Regions from separate parts of the Mus musculus genome. Here region 1 is linked to region 2. Evidence: chromatin contacts called from ENCODE POLR2A ChIA-PET data. All regions are on one chromosome and are shown on one strand. Each heading gives the region's core, a stretch centred on a gene start or an enhancer-like site at or near the end of the contact. The rest is flanking DNA. Distances are from core to core; before and after follow the strand shown.

Evidence for each region. ChIA-PET counts read pairs that join two places held with the same protein, here RNA polymerase II (POLR2A).
Region 1: POLR2A ChIA-PET joins it to region 2 with 13 read pairs in Patski. The contact joins the promoter of Styxl1 here to the enhancer-like site in region 2. POLR2A ChIA-PET finds 5 or more read pairs at or near these places in 3 of 5 experiments (Patski and embryonic stem cell).

The regions. Positions count from the first base shown.
Region 1 is chr5:135,776,733-135,780,752 of GRCm38, reverse strand. Styxl1 (serine/threonine/tyrosine interacting-like 1) reads left to right here and starts at 2,368. Exons shown (of 9, transcript NM_029659.4): 1 at 2,368-2,502. Mdh2 (malate dehydrogenase 2, NAD (mitochondrial)) reads right to left here and starts at 2,104. Exons shown (of 9, transcript NM_008617.2): 1 at 1,952-2,104. The coding sequence starts at 2,017. It overlaps Gm30205 (a long non-coding RNA gene), which reads right to left. Exons shown (of 5, transcript XR_003955810.1): 5 at 2,769-2,831.
Region 2 is chr5:135,723,336-135,727,433 of GRCm38, reverse strand. The region is part of intron 2 of Por (P450 (cytochrome) oxidoreductase); the gene reads right to left. Among named protein-coding and RNA genes, the nearest start is that of Mir7034, 11 kb to the left of the region's middle. Within about 2 kb of position 1,778, at least 1 of the 3 ENCODE cell types and tissues checked has a DNase peak (open chromatin) inside an H3K27ac peak, as active enhancers do.

The DNA.
Region 1 (4,020 bases), core at 1,119-3,618, 53 kb before region 2:
TCCCACACGATGAAAAAACAGACTCCAGCAAGTTGTCCTCTGCATGCTACTGTGCTGTGATGTGCACACGCACAGACCCACACGGCCCTTCCCCCAACTAAAAAGATCTCAACTTCCTTCCTCAGTGGCACAATATTCGCTTAGCATGAGTATGGCCCGAGTTCCATCCTCCACACACACCCCCCCCCACCCCCACACGGCACTTAACCACACTATTATTCACCATCTCTGCTGAGCTAACCCTACTCTACTGTTCAGGTTAACTCGTCTGTGACCCACCCCAGACTTCCCATTCATCTTTGTATCTGAGCACCCAGAGCTTTGTGCATGCCTCACATGTGTTTACCACTGAACTATGTATACCCTAGTGCTAGTTTCTTTTCAGAGTCCTCCTAAGTCACCGGGGCGGGTTTCAAACTTTTAATCTTCCTGTCTGGAACTCCTGAGTGGCTGGGGTTACAAGCATGCATCACCACACCCAGGGTGTAATATGTTAGCTGGATTATTTTTTGGTGTGTGTGTTTATGTGCAGGTACCCACGGAGGGCAGAAGAAGGCTTCAGACCCTCTGGTGGTTGGAGTCACCTGCCTTGGGTCCTGGGAACCAAACTCTAGTCTCTGCAAAATCAGCAAGCACTTTTAACTGTGAGCACCTCTCCAGCCCCTTGCATCTTTATTTTTCAATGAATGGACTGAATGGGAAACAGGAAGACCTGACCTAGATGGTAAGAAATGTAGACTTCCCTGGAATGATCAGTTCTCCTCCGGAGCATGGTAATTGTTTCTCAAGCCTTGGTTGTATCAATTTTGCTAGAGATTTGTAAAAAATACTGACCCTGCCCTCTTGACACGATCCTGGGTCTCCTTTACTGATTCCGACATGCACTAGTTAAAGAGGCCCTGGCCCAGGAGAAGATTGACTATAAATAGCTTAGCTGTAACTGTCCTAGGCCAAGTCTACCCAAAGCAAGGATGATCCTCCAAGAATAATTCAAAAGAGATCCAGTGGAGGAGATGGTTCAGTGGGTAAGTGCATAAGGACCTGAGTTCAAAGCCCGGTTCCCCTGCCTGGCAGGTTCATCAAAGGCCTTCTCACTCTCATAAATAAATAAATAAATAAATAAATAAAGTCTACAACAGGGGTTCTTAAGCTTCCTAATGCTGCAACCCTTTAATACAGTTCCTCATGTTGAGGTGAACCCTTCAACCATAAAATTACTTTTAAAAATAAAATTGCTACTTCGTAACTGAAATTCTGTTACGGTTATGAGTCGTAATGTAAACATTTGCTACGGGACCCCTGTGAAAGGGTCATTCGATCCCAAGGTTGAGAACCGCTCGCTGGTCTAGTGTGTGATGGCCAAGACACCGATGTCCTTCTCTGGCCTCTGTACAATCATGTGCACATGACACCACACACACTCTGAAAAACGATGCTTGATGCACATCTTTAATGCCGGTACTGAGGCAGAGACTGGACTCCGTGAGTTCGAGGCCAGCCTGGTCCACATAAACGGACATAAAGCAAGCAATCCCTGGGCGGGAAGGCCACTGACTGTGCTAATTTCAATCGAATCTCCCAAACTACTGTGACCCTGATCCGTTCTCCACCCTCGGAGCCCCCGGCACTACGAAGTTAACGTCCGCGTTATTTCTCTCCTGGTGCCTCACATCCATGGAGGCTTCAAGGAGAAAATCAGTTAAGTCGAAGCAATGCAAAGTTGCATATAATGCAACTCGCATCCGGACCGCGAGCCTCGGCTTCTGCACCTACGTGGAGCGCAGACTATGGAGGAAACCTGGACTGACTCTGTCCCCCTTCCATGTTGGTCGGGATGTGAGCCGGGCGGCCCAGACGTCCAGAGTGAGCCTTGGATGGTTAAGAAACGCCGAGCTCCGGGGACGCGTGTGCCGCCCCCGGAGTTCCTTCCTAGGCAGGCAGCCCCTTGTACCTGGGCCGAAGTGCTGAAGCTGCGGCGGAGAGCGGCGCCGGCAGGACGGGCGAGAGCGGACAGCATGGCTAGGGCGGGCGGGACACGGAGCTACTGGCAGGAGCTACAAGAAGACGAGTGACTCCAACGACCTCCACTCTGCGCAGTGGCCGCCCGGTCCAGAGCCACCTGATCTCGCGAGAGAAGCGCAAGAAGCTTGAGCCAAATCTCGCGAGACAGGCTCGGCCGTGTGGTTCCTTGTCTAGCACGCCCTAGACCCGGCGAGCGAGGCCTGACGTCACGATTCTCTCCGGCTCCAAAGAAGTCATCTCTGGGCTCCGGCCACTTCCGAGATCTCGCGAGAGAGGCCCGGCTTCACTTTATCAGGCCGTTCCTTCCCCCGCCTCCTACCCCGCCCCTTGCCCCGCCCCTCCCCACCGTTAGCTTTGCCCACTTCCGGGACCTAGCGCTAGGACAGACGGTCACCAGGATTAGGCGGAATCTTGGGACCGCCCCTAGCAACCCGGTACTAGAAGGACTCTTGGAGCGCTCGCCCGGAGGACAGGCTCTAGGTTAGAAGTACCCGTTATCCCAGGTGGGGCTCCGGTCGGACGTCCTGCCGGGGAGCCTGACAGAAGTCGCGCAGCAGGTCAGGCGGCCCCGGAGCTCCTGACCTCAGCCAGGCCCAACTTTCCTGCCCCCTGGAAGAGGCCGGCTGGGGTCCCGGGGCGTCCCGGGGCGGGGTGGGCAGCATCTCCCCACCTGTTTCCTCCAGAGCCGCCCTTCCGACAAGTTACACAGAGCCTTGTTGAGGTTCCAGGCTTCTCACACAACCCGCTCGGAGGAGCGAGTACTCGCGTTGTCATGGCACCAGGCGATGTGCAGGACCGCGATCCTAGGTCTGGGACGGAGGAAGAAACGTTTGGTGACCGTGCCTCAGGCTTTGGGCTTGTCTCTACCCCTCAAACTCTCCAGCAGTGCAGGGAGCACGGTTCTGCAACTCTTCTTCTTGCTTTTCCTGCTCCCCCCTTCTTTTCCTTCCTTTCTTACTAAAATCCGCACAACACACGATTAAAAAAATAATAACTATTCTAAAGTTCAGGATCAGAGCTGGAGGGATGACTCTGGTTAAGAGCACTTGCTGCTCTTGCAGAGCTTCGATCCTGAGACGCTAGCAGGTGGCCCACAACCCCCTGAAACTCTAGCTTCAGGCATAGCCATTGCCGCAGGCATTCGTGTGCAGGTACCCACGGAGACACAGAAATAAACATTTAAAATGATAAAAATGTAAAAGTAAGGACCCATACACATACAGACGTGCACATATATGCACCTACATACATTCGAACGCATGCTACACACATAAAAAATATTCCGGAGGCTGCAGCAGAAGGATTGATGTGAGTTTGAGGCCAACATGAAACTCTGTTAAAAAAAAAACCAAAAAACAAAATAACAACCATGCAAACAAAAAGTTGGGGAGGGGGTTAGAGAAGGAACTGGAAGGGAGGGAACTGGTTGGATTTGTTCAAAAACACTTGGCATGAATGTGAAGTTCTCCAGCAATAAAGTATAAGTTCAGTGTCCTAGCTGTCCTTGAGCAGGCCTGTATTCCCAGGGACCTGGAGGCTGAAGCAGGATGGTAGCAAGTTCAGTGACTCAGTCTGGTTGGGGACAGTGACAGAGAAAGCAAGGCTGCTGGTGGTAACAAACGAGAACCAAAGAGCATAGCCACACACGAGAGCTGGCGATGGCTGGCCGACTCTCTTCCCTGGCCTCTACCTCTTTGCTGGATGGATAAAGTGTACTACCAGCCCCGTCTGGAATCGGATATGCCTCCCCCGGTTCTTGCCTGGCCTTTGGGGAGCAGAATCTAGTGGGCATCTGAGCAACATTTGGAGAAGTGATATGCGAACCTGGGGAAATGGGCTTGGAACGGAGGTCATGTTAAAAGAACCTTCCAGAGGATGAGCCACTTAAACAGACCTGCCAGAAGACTGGGTGGGTCTTAGTGGGAGCCCTGGAGGAGGGAAGTGCCTCTTGTCTGAGCTGGTAATGGTTCAGTGGGCAGAGAAGCGGGCTGCCAAGCC
Region 2 (4,098 bases), core at 529-3,028:
GCCGGTCCAGGTCACCCACCCAGTATCTGGCAGACAGAGGTGGACAGCAGCCTCTGGGGACATTTCCCACTCCCTCCTCCCTCTGGGTTGAGAAGCCAGCTCCTGGCTCTTCTCAAAAAGACAGATGTATCCATAGGAATCCCATCTCCAGCCCCAGCACCCAGGGCAGGCAAGGGCTCCATGCCAGATGCTGAGGGTAGGGACTAGAATGTGCCATCTCTGGCTTCCAAGGGCCTGTCCTGTCCCTGAGCTGGAGCCCAGGGGAATCACAGCAGGAGAAGAGAGCCACGTCAGAGGCAGAACTGGCTGCAAACCTAGGCCCTGTCACCACATAGGCATGTGACAGGCATCCCAGCCCTAGTCCCTGAAGGCCTTAGCTACTTTAACTAGACTCTGCAGTATCTCCTGAGTCCTGCCAGGCACCTGGAACTTGAGTGACACTCAAGGGGACAAAGGTCTTCTTGGAAAGTGAGTAGCTATCTGGGCCAGTCTGTGATTTCATCTGAAATTGCCCAGCAGCCTAAGGTGGCACAAAGCCACAGAGGTGCTAGAGCCAGAGAGACACAAAAGGCTGGGCTCCATTCTCAAGAGCTACAACAGCAGGCTCCCAAGGGCCCAGCCCTGAGGCTAGTGTCCTGCTGTGGGTGGAAAGGGCCAAACTCCAGGCCAGCTGGCTCTGACTATGGTAAGGTGAGGGTGCTGGACAGGTTTACCTGGAAATACTCACCCTTGACCCTGGGAGAAAAGGCCGTGACACTGTGCATTTCTTGTGTGTGTGTGTGTGTGTATGTGTGTGGCCCTCGGGTGCTGTCCACCTTTGTTCAGACAAGGTCTCTCTCACTTGCCTGCAGCTCACCACGCTGCTTAGGCTGGCTGGACACCATGCCCCAGGGACCTGCCCACCCCATGCCTTCCTAGCATGGGGATTAGAAGCCTACCTCAATGCCCAGCTTTTTAATACAGGTTCCGGGGATCAAACTCCCGCTTGTGTAGCAAGGACTTAACGGAGCCATCTCCCCATCCACACCTGAACACATCTGAGGCCCACCCTGTCCTTTAATTAGCTCTGCTTTGCCCTGGGGACAGGAAGGACTGTCCATCTGCGCCCTCACTCATATGAACCCAGCAGAGGCAGTGGCCTCTGGGCAAACGGAGTCAGAGGACCCTGTGCTGGACAATCACACGATGTCTATCCTGGGCAGCCCTTCTTGCCTGGGAACAACTCCTAGCCAGCTCCAGGAAGCAGACCTGGTAGCACCCACCCAGGGGGTTAACTAACAGGAGCCCATTTGGCCCTAGCTCAGGGAGCTGCCTCTCCCTTTGGTGATGATGGCAGCCATGTGAACCTGGCCCATGAGCTCCCCACACATCTGAACTAGGGCTGAAACTGACCTTCTTCGCAGGACAGGCTCTTCCAGCGGCTGAGACGAGTATGCACACCCCATGGTGCTCCCGTTCCCAGCAGGGATTAAAGAAAAAGGGTCCCGCACTGAGCTCTGCGGCAGCTGGCTGGCAGCCCACAGAAAGGAAGTTCGCTTTTGTCCATTCTCAGTGTGATGGGGTAGGCTGCTTGGGCCCAGAGACTCTGAAAGTGCCACCAGACACCCCAGAAGTCCTCTCAGAATTCTTCGGCACCTCTGCCTGCCGCTGTCCCCATGAGCCTGTGAACTCTGCAACATCTGGCAGCTCCAGCAGGACTCCGAACTGAGACTGCAGCCTCCCATGATCCCCTGCGGCTGGGGTAACACCCCCCCACCACACACACACACCATGGACTGAGGGAAGGCGAGAACCTTTCTACATACACACCCCCACTCAGTCTCCTTGGTAACTGTTTATATCAGAGCCCTGCTCCCCACACCCTCCCCCTTTCCCATTAGGAGAAAAAAAGGATGGAGAACAAAGCTGTCCCAGCCCTGACACAGAGCGCTGTGCAGGTCGCAACAATAAGCCACCCTTCGCTGCTCCAAGAGCCCCTGGAGAGAACTGGGGAGTCAAAGACACTGGGGCTCTGGCACCCAGGCACATCCTGGCCACTACAGGGAGATAGACTTTCCCTTCCTGCCCCATGCAGTGGGGACAGCAAGCAAAAGGTTGCGTGTCTTATGAAACCCCTTTCTTGGTACCCAGGCCCAGACCCCAGAGCGTTGTGCAGGTGGCAGCTGGCCCATGTTGTGGGAGCCAGACACCACATGGCTCCATAGCAGAGCCTGAAAGGTTCCAATTAGCCCCCCACCCCACCCCCAGCCCTCCACTGGGAGCAGGCGTCTCTGAAGTCAGCTTCAGGCCACCAGAGTGGGCAAGAAGAGAGGAAGGGGGGGGGGAGCTCTGAGTCACAGGGAGAACCCAGATGCCTCAAGGGGGTGCATTTTTTTTCTCCAGTCCCAGGCAAGGAGAAGCAGCACTTCTGAAAGCCGAGGCAACTCAAATCTAATTTTCTGTGTGTTAGAACTGATTCCTCCTGGGATGGTCCCCTGCCTGGGAGGGACCCAGGAAGCTGCTTTTGAACTTGTAGAGCCTGGCTGTCTGGTGACTAACGTCTCCAGGCCACAGGGTTAACAGGCAGAAAGGGCCATGAGAACAGTGGCAGAAGGGGACAGCAGCTCCCCGCTGGGATAGATGGCCGGCTTCTGTCTGTGTGGAGCTATGATGAAAACCAGTAGGTAGCGCTCCACAGGGCTACGCTCCCAGGGGAGCCACTTCAAAGGGAGCTAGGAGCCAGCTAAGGGCGAGAGCTGACAGGGGCCTCAGGTCAAATCCTAGTTCCTGGAGAGACTTGATGGGGGATGGGAGGACTCTACCCTCTCAGAGGAGAAGTGGGGAGGGATTGTGGGAGAGGTGGCCAGGAAGGGGAGGGGGCAGCAATTAAATTTGAAAAAGATTTGGGCCAGGTGGTGGTGCCCATCTCCGATCCCAGCACTTTGGAGGCTAAGACGTGAGGACAGAGTTCAGTCTAGACTACAGAGCAACTTTGTCTCAAAAAACAAAACCAAAACAAACAAACAAACAACCCAAACAAACAAAAACAACAACAAAGAAAGCTGGGGATATAGTCAGTGGGCCGAGTAGTTTTCTACCACACGAAGCCCTGGGTTCCACCCCCAGCACCACATAACTTGCCATTGCGATGACTGGGACATTTATACTAGGAAGAATCAGAGTTCAATGTCATCCTCTACACAGGTACATAGCAGAGGCTAGCCTGAGCTAGTGAGACGACAAAAGGAAAGGGGAACAAAAAAAACCAGGGCCACCGTGCTGGCTAATTTTACTGATCTGACACAAGCTAATGTCATTCATCTGGGAGGCAGGAACCCCAATTAAGAAAATGCCTCCATAAGATCTGGCTGTAGGTAAACCTGTAGCGTGTTTTCTTAATTAGTGACTGACAGGGGAGGCCCCAGTCACTGTGGGTGGGGCCATTCCTGGGCTGGTGATCCTGGGTTCTATAAGAGCTAAGGCTGAGCAAACCGGTAAGCAGCACTCGCCATCCACCCAGAAGGCTGGCCTGGTGACCTTTTGGGCTATCAGTGTGACAGAGACCACACCAGATCCTCCCTAGAGTGTGAGCTCATCAAGCCACAGAACCTATTTTATCACATGTAGTCAAACCTACAGGCTCCATCTTTATGGAAGATGTCACATGTAAGTTACAAAGAGTTTTGAAGTAGTTACGTCTTAAGCTTTATTGTATAGTGAGATTGAGTTAATTATCACCAGGAGGGTTGTCACTGTATCATGCTGTGCTTAGATGTGCCTACAATAAACTATTTGGGGTCCAATTCCCTAAGGTCAAACCAATCCTGGCTACTTAGTTGTGAACTACTTTTCTTGCCTCTTGTAGATCATTACTCTGCTGGCTGTGGTGCTCCTTGACCCTTGTACTCCCCTGTGGCCTCGGCACCTGTAGCTCCTACCTACAGATTCCTCCTCTGTTTGAATTCCTGCCTTGGCTTCTTGGATCTGTGAGCTACATAAGCCCTTTCCCTCCAAGCTCCTGTTGGCCACGGTGCTTCATCACAGCAGTAGAAACCCTAGCCAAGACAGCAAAGAAGTCGACATAGTGGGCTAAAGTGCTTCTATTGCAGTTATCCTGAG